Regions from separate parts of the Homo sapiens genome. Here region 2 is linked to region 1. A link is an interaction called in ENCODE POLR2A ChIA-PET data of the cell type or tissue named here. Cell type or tissue: IMR-90. All regions are shown on one strand. Links, peaks and the distances in the headings refer to the core of each region. The heading gives the core; the rest is flanking DNA. Region 1 overlaps TRPC4AP (transient receptor potential cation channel subfamily C member 4 associated protein). Region 2 overlaps ACSS2 (acyl-CoA synthetase short chain family member 2).

Region 1 (8,336 bases), core at 244-8,243:
CATCTGTGAACAGTTTCACTACTTTTCTAATTTGCATGCCTTTAATTTCTTTTTCTTGCCTAACTGCCCTAGCCAGAACCTCCAATACGATGCTGAAGAGAAGTGGCAATGGCACTGCCACTTCCAGAAACGATCAGGAACTCGTCTTGTTCCTGATCTTAGTGGTAGAAGCTTTCAATTTTTTGCCATTAGGTATGTCAGCCATGGGTTTTTGTAGATGCCCTTTAACAGGCTGAGGAAGTTCTCTCCTGAGTTTTTGTTTTTACCATGAAAGGGTGTTGGATTTTGTCAAATGCTTTTTTGCTCCTATGGAAACGATCATGTGGTTTTTGTCCTTTATTCTATTAACACAGTGTATTACATAAACTGATTTTCAAATGTTGAACCAAACTTGCATAAATCCATTTGGTCATGGTATACAATCCTTGTATGTTGCTATACTTGGTGTGCTAGTATTTTGTTGAAGATTTTTGCACCTATAATCATAAGAGATACTGGTCTTGTGATGTCTTTATCTGGTTTTGGTATCATGATAATATGACCTCAAAGAGTAAGTTGGGAACTGTTCCTTCCTCTTTTATTTTCTATTAGAGTCTGGAAAGTATTGGTGTGAATTCTTCTTGAAACATTTGGTAGAATTAACCAGTGAAGCCATGTGGGCCAGGACTTTTCTTTGTGGGCAGTTTTTCATTATTTATTCAATCTCGTTGTTATACTTCAGGTTTTCTATTTCTTCCTGAGTTAGCTGCAATAGTTTGTGTCTTTTAACTTGCTCATTTCATCTAGGTTATTTAGTTTATTGGCTTATATTGTTTATAGTATTCCCTTAGAGTCCTCTTACTTTCTTAAGGTTGGTTGTAACGTACCTTCTTTCATTTCTAATTTAGTAATTTGAGCCTTTCTTTTTTGGTCAGTGTGGCTAAAAGTTTGTCAACTTTGTTGATCTTTTTAAAGATTACCTTTAAAAAAATCACCTTTGGTTTTACAGATTTTCTCTACTGTTTTTCTATTCTCTATCTCACCAGTTTTCACTCTAATCCTATTACTTCCTTTTCCTTTTGAGATGTTTGTTCTTTTTCCAATGACTTAAGGTAGACGTTTAGGCAATTTAGATTTATTTAAAAATGTAGGCATTTATAGCTCTAAAGTTCCCTCTAAGCACGCTTTAGCTGCATCCCATAAGTTTGATATATAGTATCATTTTCATTTGTCTCAAAATATTTCCTTTTTTTTTTTTGATGGAATCTCACTCTGTCACCCAGGCTGTAGTGTGATCTCGGCTCACTGCAACCTCTGCCTCGGGGGTTCAAGCAATTTTCCTGCCTGGACCTCCTGACCTTAAGCGACCCGCCTCCTCGGCCTCCCAAAGGGCTGGGACTACAGGTGTGAGCCACCGCGCCCGGCCTCAAGACACTTCCTAATTTTGTTTGTGATCTCCTGTTTGACCCACTGGTTATTTAGAAGTATACTGCTTAATTTGCATGTATTTATTAATTTCCCAAGTTTGTTATTTATTTCTAACTCACCCCACTGGGATTTGAGGACATACTTTTGTACAGTTTTAATCCTTTTAAATTTGCTGAACTTTTTTTTAACAGCCTAGCATATGGTCTGTCCTGGAGAATGTTCATGTGCACTTGAGAAGAACGTGCATTCTGTAGTAGTTGGGTGGAGGGTTCTACAGTTCTCTGTTAGTCCTTGTTGGTATACAGTGTTATTTAAGTCTTCTGTTTCCCTGTTGATCTTCTGCTTAGTTTTATCCATTATTAAAAGTAGTATGTTAAGGTCTCCAGCTGTTGTTTTTGAACTACTGCTCTCTTCCAATCTGTTAGTTTTTGCTTCATGTATTTTTTGGGGGCTGTTTTTGGATGCATACATGTTTATAACTGTTGTATCTTCTTGATGGTTTCACCCTGTTATTATCAAATATCCCTATTTTGCTCTGATAACAGTTTTTGTTTTAAAGTCTCTCCAGCTTTTTTGGCTGGGTGGTGGTGGCTCATGCCTGTAATCCCAGCACTTTGAGAGGCCAAGGCAGGCAGATCACCTGAGGCCATCTGAGACCAACCTGGCCAACATGCTGAAACCCCATCTCTACTAAAAACACACACAAAAATGAGCTGGGCGTGGGCTCCCCGCCTGTAATCCCAACTACTTGGGAGGCTGAGGCATCAGAATTGCTTGAACCCGGGAGGTGGAGGTTGCAGTGAGCTGATCGTGCCACTGCACTCCAGCCTGGGTGACAGAGTGAGACTCTGTCCCTCCAACTTTTTAAAAGTACAGCCTCTCCAGCTTTCTCGTGGATGCTGCCTGCATGATACATCTTTTTCTGTCCTTTACTTTCAACCTATTTTATCTCTGAATTGAAAGTGTGTTTTCTATAGGCTGCATATAACTGGATCTTGTTTTCTGATCCAATATAACAATCTGTCTTTTGAATGAATTGTTAAATCTATTCACATTTAATGTTACTATTGATAAGGCTGGACTGACTTCTGCCATTTAACTTTTTGTTTTCTGTATGTCTTGTGTGTTTTTTTGTTCCTCTATATCTCCTTTAGTGTTTCTTTTGATTAATATTTTCTAGTATAACATTATATCTCCTTCAATTATTTCTTTACTATATTTCCCAAGTTACTTTCTTTTTTTTTTTTTTTTTTTTTTTTTGAGACAGAGTCTCGCTCTGTCACCCAGGCTGGAGTGCAGTGGCGCGATCTCGGTTCACTGCAAGCTCCGCCTCCTGGGTTCACGCCATTCTCCTGCCTCAGCCTCCCCAGCAGCTGGGACTACAGGCGCCCGCCACCACGCCCAGCTAATTTTTTTGTATTTTTAGTAGAGACGGGGTTTCACCACGTTAGCCAGGGTGGTCTCGATCTCCTGACCTCGTGATCCGCCCACCTCAGACTCCCAAAGTGCTGGGATTACAGGCGTGAGCCACCGCGCCCAGCCCCAAGTTACTTTCTTAGAAGTTGCTGGCTGGCGCGGTGGCTCATACCCGTAATCCCAGCACTTTGGGAGGCCAAGGTGGGTGGACCACCTGAGGTCAGGAGATCGAGACCAGCCTGACTAACATGGAGAAACCCCGTCTCTACTAAAAATACAAAATTAGCTGGGCATGGTGGCACATGCCTGTAATCCCAGCTACTAGAGAGGCTGAGGTAGGGGAATCACTTGAACCCAGGAGGCGGAGGTTGCGGGGAGCCAAGATGGTACCACTGCACTTCAGCCTGAGTAACAAGAGCGAAACTCCATATCAAAAAAAAAAAAAAAAAAAGAAGTTGCTTACCACATACATCTTAATCTTTTCCAGATTTTTTTTAAAAATTAGAAATAAATATGGAATGCATCAGGAATTTGCATGTCATCCTTGCACAGGGGCCATGCTAATCTCTGTACTGTTCCAATTTTGGAATATGTGTTGCTGAAGCAAGCATTTTCGGATTTATTCTAACTTAGAGCTCCATTCCATCTTCATTCTTTTTGTGCTGTAATTGTGCATATTGTATCTATGTATGTTAAAAGCCCAACAATACTTGTTCTAATTGTTACTTTAAATAATTTTATGTTAGAGAAACTGAGAAAAGGAATGAAGAGCAAGTATACATTTATGGAGTTTTTATATTTACCCTCTTATTACCATTTTGGTTCTCCTCACCGATTCCTAGGGATTCAAGTTGCAATTTGGTGTCATGATACTCCATTACAACTTTGGTACCACCCGTTTTCTTTGTACAGTTATTGCAAAATATGTTTCCATATGTTATAGGTTCAACAATATAATTAGATGGTTTGTGTAAGTTTTTTAACTGAAGAAAAGGAGAAGAAATATGCATTTACACAATCTCTTACAATTACAGAATTACCTTTACTTAAGGTGCTCTTTGTTTTTCATGTGGAGTCAAATTACTGTCTGAAGTCACCTGCTTTCAACCTGAAGAACTTCCTTTGGTATTTCTCATAAGTCGGTATGCTGCTTAATTTCCAGATGTTTGTCTGTTACTAATGAGTTCTTTCAGTTTTTCTTTTCTAAGAATGTTTTTATTTCAACTTCATCTTTGAAACATAGTTTTGTAAAATACAAGATTCTTGGTTGACTGTTTTCTTTCAGCATTCTGAATATGTCACCCTACTGCCTTCTGCCTTCCATTATTCCTGATGAGCAGTCAGCCACTAATCTTATTGGAATATCCTTGGGCATGATGAGCCATTTTTCTCTTACTACTTTCAAGATTTTCTTATCTTTCAGGATTTTTTTTTTTTCTTTTTGGAGGCAGGGTCTCGCTCTGTCACCCAGGCTGTGATTGCAGCTCACTACAGCCTCATCCTCCTGGGTTGAGGTGATTGTCCCATCTCAGTCTCCTGAGTAGCTGGGATTACAGGTGTGCACTACTACCCCTGGTTAACTTTTTTTTTTTTTTTTTTTTTTTTTCAAAGAGATGGGGTTTTGCCACATTCCCCAGGCTGGTCTTGAACTCCTGAGCTCAAGCAATCCACCCTTCTTGGCTTCCTAAAGTGCAGGGATTACAGGTGTGCGCCAACATGCCAGGCCTCAGCGTTTTTATTACCATGTGTCTGCATGTGGATCTGAGTATTCCGACTTGGATTCTTTGGGCTTCTTGAATGTGTGCATTAATGATTTACATTACATTTGGGAGATTTTCAGCATTATTTCTTTGATAATTTTTCTGTTACTTTATCTCCTTCTGGTACTCCCATTATGCATATCTTGGTGTGCTTAATAGTGCCCCACATTATTTTAAGGCCCTGTTTTCTTTATTCTTTCTTCCCTCTGTTCTTTAGAATGTTTAATCTCTATCAACCTATTTTGCTGAGTCTTTCTTCTGCCAGTTCATATCTACTGCTGAGTCTTTCTAGTGATTTTTTCATCTTGATTATTATACTACTTAAAAAAAAGTTTTTTTTGAGACAAAGTCTCACTTTGTCACCCAGGCGCAACTGCAGTGGCACCATCTCAGCACACTGCAACCTCTGCCCCGGGTTCAATCGATTCTCATGCCTCAGCAATCCAAGTAGCTGGGATTCCAGGTGTGCACCACCATGGCCATCTAGCTTTTGTATTTTTAATAGAGATGGGGTTTCGCCATGTTGGCCTGGCTGATGTCAAACTCCTGGCCTCAAGTGCTCCGCCCACCTCAGCCTCCCAAAGTGCTGGGATTACAGGTGTGCACCACCATGGCCATCTAACCTTTATATTTTTAATAGAGATGGGGTTTTGCCATGTTGGCCTGGCCAATCTTGAACTCCTGGCCTCAAATGCTCTGCCCGCCTCAGCCTCCCAAAGTGCTGGGATTACAGGTGTGAGCCACCACACCTGGCCTGATTATTATACTACTCTTCAATTCTAGAACTTCCACTGGGCTCTTTTCAAATACTTCCTATCTTTTTATTGTTATTCTCTATTTAACGACACATTATCAAATAGTCCTTTACTTCTTCAAGCATAGTTTTAGTTCTTTGATCTTTTTTTTTTTTTTTTTTTTTTGAGACAGAGTCTCGCACTGTCGCCCAGGCTGAAATGCAGTGGCAGGATCTCGGCTCACTGCAACCTCTGCCTCCCAGGTTCTCGCCATTCTCCTGCCTCAGGCCTCCCCAGTAGCTGGGACTACAGGCGCCTGCCACCACGCCCAGCTAATTTTTTGTATTTTTAGTAGAGACGGGGTTTCACCGTCTTAGCCAGGATAGTCTCGATCTCCTGACCTCGTGATCCGCCCGCCTCAGCCTCCCAAAGTGCTGGGATTACAGGTGTGAGCCAACGCGCCCAGCCCTTTGATCATATTTTTAATGGCTGCTGTTAAATCTGGTATCTGGACCCTTTCACAGGAAATTTCTGTTGCCTGCTTTTTCTTGTGTATAGGTTACACTTCCTGTTTTTTGTGTGTATGTCTCAATTTTTGTTAAAAACTGGACATTTTAGGCTGGGTGTGGTAGCTCACGCCTGTAATCCTAGCACTTTGGGAGGCCAAGGTGGGTGGATTGCCTGAGCTCAGGAGTTCAATACCAGCAACTAGGTAAAATCCTTTCTCTACTAAAATACAAAAAATTAGCCGGGTGTGGTGGCATGCACCTGTAACCCCAGCTACTCGGGAGGCTGAGAGAGAACTGCTTGAACATGGGAGACAGAGGTTGCAGTGAGCCGAGATTGTGCCACTGCCCTCCAACCTGGGCGACAAGAGACTCCATCTCAAAAAAGGACATTTTAAGTAATATACTGTAGCAACTCTGGATACTGATTCCCCCTCCTTCAGGGTTTGTTGTTGTTATTTGCTTATTTATTAGTTTAGTGACTTGGTTAGACTATTTTCGTAAAGTCTCCTTCCCCAAAGACTGGTGAAGATTTTCATGTTGTGCCTCAGAGAGTGCAACCTTGGGCATGTACAGAGTCTCCCTGGGATGACATTGAGCCAGGCTGTCTTTGACTAGCTCTTTCCATGATCTCTCTGTTAAGCTTTCTACCTCTTCTGGTATCACATCCAGCTGTTAGGCTCTACTAACTGCTGACTGAATTCTCGACTGTTTTTGATAATGCCCTGGAGTATACACTGCTCCAAAGTCTAATTCAATTAAATTCAGGAAGGGGTAATTTTTGAAATTGAGCTTTGTTCTGACCTTGGGAGAGTTCTTCTCAGCTGTCTCCTTCCCTGGTTCTCTGGTGAACTAGCTGGCCTGTAGATCACCCTGTTCTTAATTAAGAAGAGGGTACCTGGCCAGGCACAGTGGCTCATGCCTATAAACCTGGCACTCTGGGAGGCCAAGGAGGGTGGATCACTTGAGGCCAGGAGTTTGAGACCAGCCTGACCAACATGGCAAAACCCGTCTCTATTCAAAAAAGAGAAAATATAAAAAATAAAAGAGTAAAGGCCGGGCGCGGTGGCTCACGCCTGTAATCCCAGCACTTTGGGAGGCCGAGGCGGGTGGATCATGAGGTCAGGAGATCGAGACCATCCTGGCTAACAAGGTGAAACCCCGTCTCTACTAAAAATACAAAAAATTAGCCGGGCGCGGTGGCGGGCGCCTGTAGTCCCAGCTACTCGGGAGGCTGAGGCAGGAGAATGGCGTGAACCCGGGAAGCGGAGCTTGCAGTGAGCCGAGATTGCGCCACTGCAGTCCGCAGTCCGACCTGGGCGACAGAGCGAGACTCCGTCTCAAAAAAAAAAAAAAAAAAAAAAAAAAAGAGTAAAAAAAAAGAAGAGGTACCTCTTTTTATTTGCTTACCATCAAAATCTCCTCAGGCATGAACTTCCCTGGACTCTGTTCTTATTAACTGCCTCTCTCTGTGGGCAAATTCTCAGAGCAGGGTCAGTAGCCTCTAGTCTTCCGGGCTTGCCTCTCCCAGTGTAAAACCTCTGTACATGAGCAAGCTAGGGCAAAGGTGATCAGAGCCATAGAATTCTTGGCCTCAAGTATGTGGGATAGAGCTTCCACACCGTGAGTACAGTATGGAGCTGGGTGGAGGAAGGAAGCCTCTGACCTCTTTGCCATACTCACCGAGAACTTAGTCTCTTCAATTTGGAGCTGGAGGGAAGAAGAAAAGCTGATGGCCCCCCACTCCCAATGAGAAACCTATTCCTTGTTTGGGAGCTGAGAATTCCTGGGTTTGTATATTCTGAACCTGCTGGCCAGAGTCAAATGCTTTAAGGCTGGGCACCTAACCAAAGATGGGCCAGAGTTCTTTACCAGGAAGCTGGAGCTGAGACTGGGAGTCTTCTTATTTAATAGGCAGTCTTCTGCCTAGTCCCATCAAGGGGACCAGGAAAAGGTAGGGTACAGTGAGAGAGAAGACTAAGAAACACTGTAGAAAGAAAAAGAGACGAGGAGAGAAGTTTCTAGGTTCCTAAGAATGCTCTGGTTACTGGTTCTTGTTAGTCCCTGAGACACAGCTGTCTCAGGTCTGCAACAAAGCCCTTCTCCCTGAAATCAGGTCCACTTTGGGGAGTTCAATGAAGTTTCTGTAACAAGCTGTCAAAAGAGTCTTAATAGTCATGGTCTAGAATTGCCTTGAGGACAATTCTACTCTGAGCAAATCTCAAATTAATCCTTCTTGGAAAGAAGAGCAAGAATGGTCCCAGGCGCCCAAGGAAAAGCTCCCGATCACTCAGGGGACCCATCCTTCCATACCTTGATTGTGCTCTGACTCCTCATTGGCCACTCGCATCAGGGCATCTAGCACCAAAGCATTGTCTAGCCATGTGTACCACTCTTCCAACTCCTGAAGGAAGCTGGCTGTGCCCGTTGACTCTGACACCTTTCGAGTCGCCAGTTTGCAAAGCCGCTCAACAAAGCCAGGAATGCTGAGAAGGGCCGCTGCCAGGGAAAGA
Region 2 (8,336 bases), core at 83-8,082, 130 kb before region 1:
GATTCCCCTCCTGTAAGTAGGCATGTAGGCAGTGAGAAAAGAGAAGAGGTACACAATCCATCGGGCACCAAAGCCACTTTGGCCAAGGGGAACATGCAAAAGGTATTTGGATCAAGGCCTGAAAATAGCTGGCAAGAGGACAGGGTACAATAATAGCCCAGACTGCAGGGCAGGAGTCCCATACTCTGAACCTCAGCTCCAGGGTTCTCTTCCAGCCTCTTCACAGAGTCCCAGACTGAGCCCACTGTAGGATCTCAAGAAACACTTCTTGACATGATTCCAAAATCCATTCCACAAATTCCACTCTTGTCTTTCCTCTGCCTGTCCAGCATCTATCTTGTTTATCTGTATCCTATCTTATCCCCTCTCCTTCCATACTTTCTCTCTTTGATCATCTTGGATCCAGCTGGTCATATAAGCAGAGATAAGTTTGTTCATTTATTTATTCATTCTTTTATCTATTCATTTTACAATTATGTATTAAGTGCTCACTGTGTATTGGCCTTTGTGGTAAGCACTAAGGAGAAAACATATAAAAAGATATCCTGTCTGCCATTAAGGAACTCATAATCCAGTGAGGGAAACAGATGTCTACATAGGACTCTAGTGCTAGAAAAAAATAAGTGCCCAAGTGTTGTCTTTAGAAATAAACAGGCTGGGCGTGGTGGCTCACGCCTGCAATCCTAGCACTTTGGGAGGCCAAGGCGGGCGGATCACTTGAGGTCAAGAGCCTGGCCAACATGGTGAAACCCTGTCTCTACTAAAAATATAAAAATTAGCCTGTGGTGGCGGGGGCCTGTAGTCCCAGCTACTCGGGAGGCTGAGACATAAGAATTGCTTGAACCCGGGAGGCGGAGGTTGCAGTGAGCCGAGATAGCACCACTGCACTCCAGCCTGGGCAACAGAGCTAGACTGTCTCAAAAAAAGGAAAAAAAAAAATAGAAAGAGGCAAGAATGAATGAATGAATAGTGCTTAATCTTTCTAATGAATGAATAGTTACAACCTTTCTGGAAAGGAAGGTTTGTAAAGATGTCTGTATTTTCCAAATTAATCTGTACATTTATTGCAATTCCAATCAAAATTGCAATTATATTTTTTATTGAGATATAATTTATACCATATAATTCACCCATTTAAAGTATACAATTCATATTTTTAATATATTTGCAAAGGTGTACAACTTTCAATTTTAGAAAATTTTCATCACCCCCAAAAGAAGTGCAATACTCATTAGCAGTCATTTTTCATTTTCCCCCAACTTCTTCTCCTCCAGCTCTAGGCAACCACTAATCTACTTTCTGTCTCTAAGGCTCTGCCTTATTCTGGATGTTTCATATAAATGGAATCATATAACACGTGGCCCTTTGTGTCTGGTTTCTTTCACTAAGCATAATGTTTTCAAGGTTCATCCATGTTATAGGCCGGATGCAGTGGCTCATGTCTGTAATCCCAGCACTTTGGGAGGCTGAGGTGGGTGGATCACCTGAGGTTGGTGGATCACCTGAGCTTGGCAGTTTGAGACCAGCCTGGCCAACATGGTGAAACCCCATCTCTACTAAAAATATAAAAATTAGCCGGCCATGGTGGTGCATGCTTGTAATTCCAGGTACTTGGGAGGCTGAGGCAGGAGAATTGCTTGAACCCAGGAGACGGAGGTTGCAGTGAGCCAAGATCATGCCACCACACTCCAGCCTGGGCAACAAAGTGAGACTGTCTTAAAAAAAAAAAAGTTCATCCATGTTATACCATATATCAGTACTTCATCCTTTTACATTGCTGAATAATGTTGCATTGTATAACTGTATCACATTGTGTCCGGAATTGGTGGGTTCTTGGTCTCACTGACTTCAAGAATGAAGCCGTGGACCCTCACGGTGAGTGTTACAGCTCTTAAGGTGGCACGTCTGGAGTTTGTTCCTTCTGATGTTCGGATGTGTTCGGAGTTTCTTCCTTCTGGTGGGTTTGTGGTCTCGCTGGCTCAGGAGTGAACCTGCAGACCTTCACAGTGAGTGTTACAGCTCATAAAAGCAGTGTGGACCCAAAGAGTGAGCAGCAGCAAGATTTATTGCAAAGAGCAAAAGAACAAAGCTTCCACAGTGTGGAAGGGGACCTGAGCGGGTTACCACTGCTGGCTGGGGCAGCCTGCTTTTATTCTCTTATCTGGCCCCACCCACATCCTGCTGATTGGTAGAGCCAAGTGGTCTGTTTTGACAGGGTGCCGATTGGTGCGTTTACAATCCCTGAGCTAGACACAAAGGTTCTCCACATCTCCACCAGATTAGCTAGATACAGAGTGCCAACACAAAGGTTCTCCAAGTCCCCACCAGAGTAGCTAGATACAGAGTGTCAATTGGTGCATTCACAAACCCTGAGCTAGACACAGGGTGCTGATTGGTGTGTTCACAAACCTTGAGCTAGATACAGAGTGCCGATTGGTGTATTTACAATCCCTGAGCTAGACATAAAGGTTCTCCAAGGCCCCACCAGAGTAGCTAGATACAGAGTGTCCATTGGTGCATTCACAAACCCTGAGCTAGACAGAGGGTGCAGATTGGTGTATTTACAATCCCTTAGCTAGACTTAGAGGTTCTCCACTTCCCCACCAGACTCAGGAGCCCAGCTGGCTTCACCCAGTGGATCCCGCACTGGGGCTGCAGGTGGAGCTGCCTGCCAGTCCTGCGCCGTGTGCCTGCACTCCTCAGCCCTTGGGTGGCCGATGGGACTGGGTGCCGTGAGCAGGGGGCGGTGCTCGTCGGGGGGGCTCGGGCCGCACAGGAGCCCACGGTGGGGGTGGGGGAGGCTCAGGCATGGCGGGCTGCAGGTCCCGAGCCCTGCCCCGCGGGAAGGCAGCTAAGGCCTGGCGAGAAATGGAGCGCAGTGCTGGTGGGCTGGCACTGCTGGGGTACCCAGTACACCCTCCGCAGCTGCTGGCCCGGGTGCTAAGCCCCTCATTGCCTGGGGCCGGCAGGGCCGGCCGGCTGCTCCGAGTGCGGGGCCTGCCAAGCCCACGCCCACTCGGAACTCCAGCTGGCCCGCAAGCTCCGTGCGCAGCCCCGGTTCCCGCTCGGGCCTCTCCCTCCGCACCTCCCTGCAAGCTGAGGGAGCCAGCTCCGGCCTTGGCCAGCCCAGAAAGGGGCTCCCACAGTGCAGCGGTGGGCTGAAGGGCTCCTCAAGTGCCGCCAAAGTGGGAGCCCAGGCAGAGGAGGCGCCGAGAGCGAGCAAGGGCTGTGAGGACTGCCAGCACGCTGTCACCTCTCAACGTTATCACATTTTTTTCTTTCTTTCTTTCTTTCCTTCTTTCTTTCTTTCTTTCTTTCCTTCCTTCCTTCCTTCCTTCCTTCCTTCCTTCCTTCCTTCCTTTCTTTTTCTTTCTTTTCTTTCTTTTTTGTTTTTTTTTGAGATGGAGTCTTGCTCTTGTCGCCCAGGCTGGAGTGCAATGGCATGATCTCGGCTCACTGCAACCTCCGCCTCCCGGGTTCAAGCGATTCTCCCACCTCAGCCTCCCGAGCAGCTGAGGTACAGGCACTGGCCACCACGCCCGGCTAATTTTTGTATTTTTAGTAGAGACGGGGTTTCACCATGTTGGCCAGGCTGGTCTTGAACACCTGACCTTGTGATCCACCCGCCCCAGCCTCCCAAAGTGCTGGGATTACAGGCATGAGTCACCACACCTGGCCCCACATTTTTCTTTATTCATTCCTCAATTGGTGGACATTTGGGTTGTTTACACTTTCTGATGTCATGAATAACGCTACTACAAACCTTTGGGTACATGTTTTTGTGTAGATGTATGTTTTCAATTCTCTTGGGTATATAGCTAGGAGTTTAATTGCTGAGTCATATGGTAAGTCTATATTTAACCTATTGAGGAACTGCCAGACTGTTTTCCAAAGTAGCTGAACCATTTTATATTCCCGGCAATGTATGAGGTTTCCAATTTCTGCACATGCTTGTCAGCACTTGTTACTGTCTGTTTGTTTGATTATGGCCATCTTAGTGAGTGTGAAGTGGGATCTGATTGTTATTTTGATTTGTATCTCCTTGACCATGCCTGACCTTTTTTTTTTTTTTTTTTTTTTGAGACTGAGTCTCGCTCTGTCGCCCAGGCTGGAGTGCAGTGGCACAATTTTGGCTGATTACGACCTCTGCCTCCCAGGTTCAAGAGATTCTCATGTGCAGCCTCCCAAGTAGCTGCGACTACAGGTGCGTGCCACCATGCCCGGCTAAATTTTTTTTTTTTTTTTTAGTAGAGATGGGGTTTGGCCATGTTGGCCAGGCTGGTGTCGAACTTCTGACCTCAGGTGATCCTCCCACCTTGGCCTCCCAAAATGTTGGGATTACAGGCATGTGCTACTGCACCTGGCCCATTAACTGCCTTTTGAAGACTGGCCGGTACAGTCCTGGCTCCCTCAATAGGTGAGGAATCAATGTTTAGGGAGAAATTTCATAAATAGTCCACTGATTGAGGCTATTTACTCTAGTTTCATCAGTTTTGAGTTGGTGAAAAGCCCGTCCAAATTTGGGTGATAGGATGACAGTTGATTCCAGTTTTTGAATCAGGAGCTGAGTGAGGCTGCATTAGGGTCTACAAGTTAGATATCATTTGAAACCAGAAATCTGTGGTGTTTTCAAAAGGAACTTTTTCTAAGGAACTAAGGGAAAACCAAACAGAATGATGAATTTCTGTTAAGTACACTAAAATTCCATCCTTGGTAGTTGTCAACCTCACAGTTCTCAGAGTTCCTACATTTTTATTTTTTTCCTTATGCTAATTCTGAATTTGGAAACAATACCCCCCTTTTGGAGGCCATGTCATTTAGGAGGAGAAGGCCCTGAACTAGACATTTAGACTCAAGAACTGTGCTATCCAACATGGAAGCCACTAGCTACATGTAACTATTGATATTTATAGTAATTAAAATTAAGTAAAATAAATAATCCAGTTCTTCCGCCACATTTCTAGTGTTTGATAGCTATATGTGGCTAGTGACTACCATTTTGGACAACAGTGCTTTAGAATAGTGTTGCTACTAATTTGTAAGTAACCTTGAGGTCATCACTTTCTATTTCTGTGCCATAGGTTTCTCAATGGTAAATAAGAGTGGTGAGTCTCAAAAGTACCATCCTCTTCTGGAATTCTTTCTTTTTCTCTTTTCTTTTCTTTCTTTTTTTGACAGGATCTTGCTTTGTTGTCCAGTCTAGTCTCTAACTCCTAGCTTCAAGTGATCCTCCCACCTCGGCCCCTAAAGTGTTGGGATTACAGGCATGAGCCACCATATCTGGCCCTCCTCTGGCATTCTGAGTAATCTGTGGTTCAGTTTTTGGGGTGTGCCTCCATCTACCTCCTCCTTCAGCCCTTCTTGATACTTACTGCAGCTAGGGCAGAAGCACCCAGAGGGAACATTAGGCTGCTAATTAGTCAAGGTACATTGCTCCCATTCCCTGGTGAAAGGGAAATTGACTTGTGGGTATACTTATATCTTGAGTGCTCCACAATTGTGCAGTGCTTTATGGATCACAGAACTCTTTCACATTGTTTTTTCATTTTATAGAATCAAAGAATCTCAAAGTTGGAAGGGCTGTAAAGGTCATCTCAAACTTCAATAACCATGAATTATATGGGGAGCTTATGCAATGAAAATTTCAAGGCCCCACTCCCTGGAGAATAATCTAGTAGAAGTAGGTGTCAGGGTTACCCTGGCCCAACCTGAACAATCCTGTGCTGCATGGGAACTTGGTACTGCATTATTAACACTATCTGACCACTCTTTGAGAAACACTGGTCTTGCTTGGTCCCCAGCCATATTGTGGAGGCTGCTCTTTGGTATCGCTACAAATCCCAGATTCAACATGATATCTCCAGGGTCAGGAAACTCCTGAAGGAGTGCCTTCCATCTTTGGACATCTCTAACAGAAAGGTTTTTTTTTTAATATGGAGCTCTCCCAATTGATGTAGATTTTCCATTTATAGTTATACTACATTAGTCTACTTTTCCCCATAATGATCCTTTAGATTCATGCATTCATTCAGCAAAAATTTACTGAACACCTATTATATACAAGGTTCTGTACGAGACAATGAGGGATTCAGCAGTGAACAAGACCAACTTGGCCTCTGCCTTCAGAAACTGTCTTCTGTCTAGTAGGGAAGATAGGAAATTAGCAAAAATAATAATAAGTAAACAAGTAATATTAATTCTATTAATAATATTAACAATAACAATAAGTAAACAAATAACAAAAGAAGTATAGTTTGAGAAAAATGCTGTGAAGAAAATAAGCAGTGTTATGATGAATAACAAGAAGAGCTGATCTACTTAGGGTGGTCAGGGAAAGCTTCACTAGGAAGTGACATTTAAGCTGAGATTTGAAACACAAGAAGAGTTGGGGAAAGATAGTTAAAGAATATGGCATGTTCTATCAGTCAGAAGGCCAGCATGTTTGGAGCCTAGTAGGCAGAATAGGAGAATGGCACAAGATGAAGTTGGGGAGGATACAAGGCATAGCAGGAGTGCGGATTTTCTTCTATATGCAGTGGAAGCTGTTAAAGGGTTTTAAGCAGGAGGTGATATGATCTGATTTGTGGTTTGTTTTATTGTTGTTTAATTAATTAATTAATTAATTAATTAATTTTGAGACAAGGTCTGGCTCTATTGCCCTGGCTGGAGTGCAGTGGCAACATCTCAGCTCACTGTAATCTCCACCTCCTGGGCTCAAGTGATCCTCCCACCTCAGCCTCCTGAGTAGCTGAAACTATAGGCATGTGCCACCACACCTGGCTATTTTTTTTTTTTTTTTTTTTTAGTAGAGAGAGCATTTCGCTATGTTGCCCAGTCTGGTCTCGAACTCTTGGGCTCAAGCAATCCTCCCACCTTGGCTTCCCAAAATGCTGGGATTACAGGCATGAGCCACCATGCCTGGCCAATTTATGTTTTTAATAGATCATTCTGTGGCCGGGTGCAGTGGCTCATGCTTGTAATCCCAGCACTTTGGGAGCCAAGGCAGGCAAATCACTTGAGGTCAGGAGTTCGAGACCAGACTGGCTAACATGGTAAAACTTCATCTCTACTAAAAATACAAAAATTAGCCAGGCATGGTGGCATGCACCTGTGGTCCCAGCTACTTGGGAGGCTGAGGCAGGAGAATCATTTGAACCCGGCAGGCAGAGGTTGCAGTAAGTCAAGATCACACCACTGCATTCCAGCCTGGGTGACAGACTGAGACTCTCTCAAAAAAAAAAAAAAAAAAGATCACAGATCATGCTGGGTGATGTGTGGACTGGAAGGGAACAAGAGTGAAGTGGGAAACCAGTTAGGTGGGCATTGTGGTCATCCAGGCAAGAGATGAAGGTAGCTTGACCGGGGTGGAGACAATGAAGATACAGATTTTTGAGACTTGCTATCACATCTCTCAATATCTTCTCTTCCACAAAATAAACAGTTCAGTGTTCCTCTCATCTCCTCTCATAACAGGTTTGGTGTCTCTTCTCACCTGGGTGTTTCTCCTCCTGTTTCTCCTCCATCTGATTCCTCTGTAAAGAACTCAGTCTTTCCCTCAGCTGTTTCTTCCTATCCTGTGCCTTGCTTGTAGTTCTAGGGAATTAAAATCTTCAATTCAATGACTATCGTTCTCATATAAAGAGGGGAGCTGGGTGCAGTGGTGCATGCCTGTAGTCCCAACTACTCTGGAGGCTGAGGTGGGAGAATCATTTGAGCCCGAGAGTTTAAGACCAGCCTGGGCAACATAGTGAGACATTGTCTCAAAAAAAAAAAAAAAAAAAAAAGTTGGGGGGTAGCACCAGTCTTCCCTGTCATTAGTCAATTACCAGTCTTTCAATTATTCAACCATGACCCTCGAATACCTATTGTGCCAATTGTGCTTGGAGGAGACAGAGAAGAAGACATGATCTCTGCCCTCCAAGAGCTCAGGGTATAATGGGAAAGATAAGGCCCAAATAAATATAATAAAAGCTAGAAAAACAGATCACAAAGAAAGTGAGATAAAGGGCTTTGGGAGGAAGAAAGAACTTTTAGCTTTTGGGTAGGTGAGAAAAAGAGAAACTAACAAAAATTTCATGGAAAATGTTAATTCAGAGAACCTGGGGCTGGAGAGGAGCGCAGGGAGTATTTTTTTTTTTTTAATGTGGTGATCAAAGATAACCTTACTGAGAAGCCAACATTTGAGCAACGACTCAAAGATAGGGAATAAGTCATGTGGCTATCTAGGGAAAGAACATTCCAAGTAGAGGGCAAAGGCTCTGAGGTTAAATGTTCTTGGTGCTTTTGCCAAACACTGGGGAGGCCGTTTGGCTGGAGCAGAGGGAAAGGGAGAGGAA

Evidence for each region. Peaks named below come from ENCODE experiments on the same cell type or tissue, not always from the same donor. Only the 100,000 strongest peaks of a DNase experiment are listed, where the experiment ranks them.
Region 2: POLR2A ChIA-PET joins it to region 1 with 13 read pairs; 3 of 35 experiments call an interaction of 5 or more read pairs at or near these places.

What each region holds. Positions count from the first base shown.
Region 1 is chr20:35,026,987-35,035,322 of GRCh38, forward strand. It overlaps TRPC4AP (transient receptor potential cation channel subfamily C member 4 associated protein), which reads right to left. Exons shown (of 19, transcript NM_015638.3): 8 at 8,137-8,322. It also overlaps the pseudogene RNU6-407P. Among named protein-coding and RNA genes, the nearest start is that of MIR499B, 41 kb to the left of the region's middle. In IMR-90, for the core only: no CTCF peak of the experiment used is centred there; no DNase peak of the experiment used is centred there.
Region 2 is chr20:34,896,109-34,904,444 of GRCh38, forward strand. All of the region lies in intron 2 of ACSS2 (acyl-CoA synthetase short chain family member 2), which reads left to right. Among named protein-coding and RNA genes, the nearest start is that of ACSS2, 24 kb to the left of the region's middle. In IMR-90, for the core only: no CTCF peak of the experiment used is centred there; DNase peaks (open chromatin) are centred at 363 and 3,813; H3K27ac peaks cover 109 bases.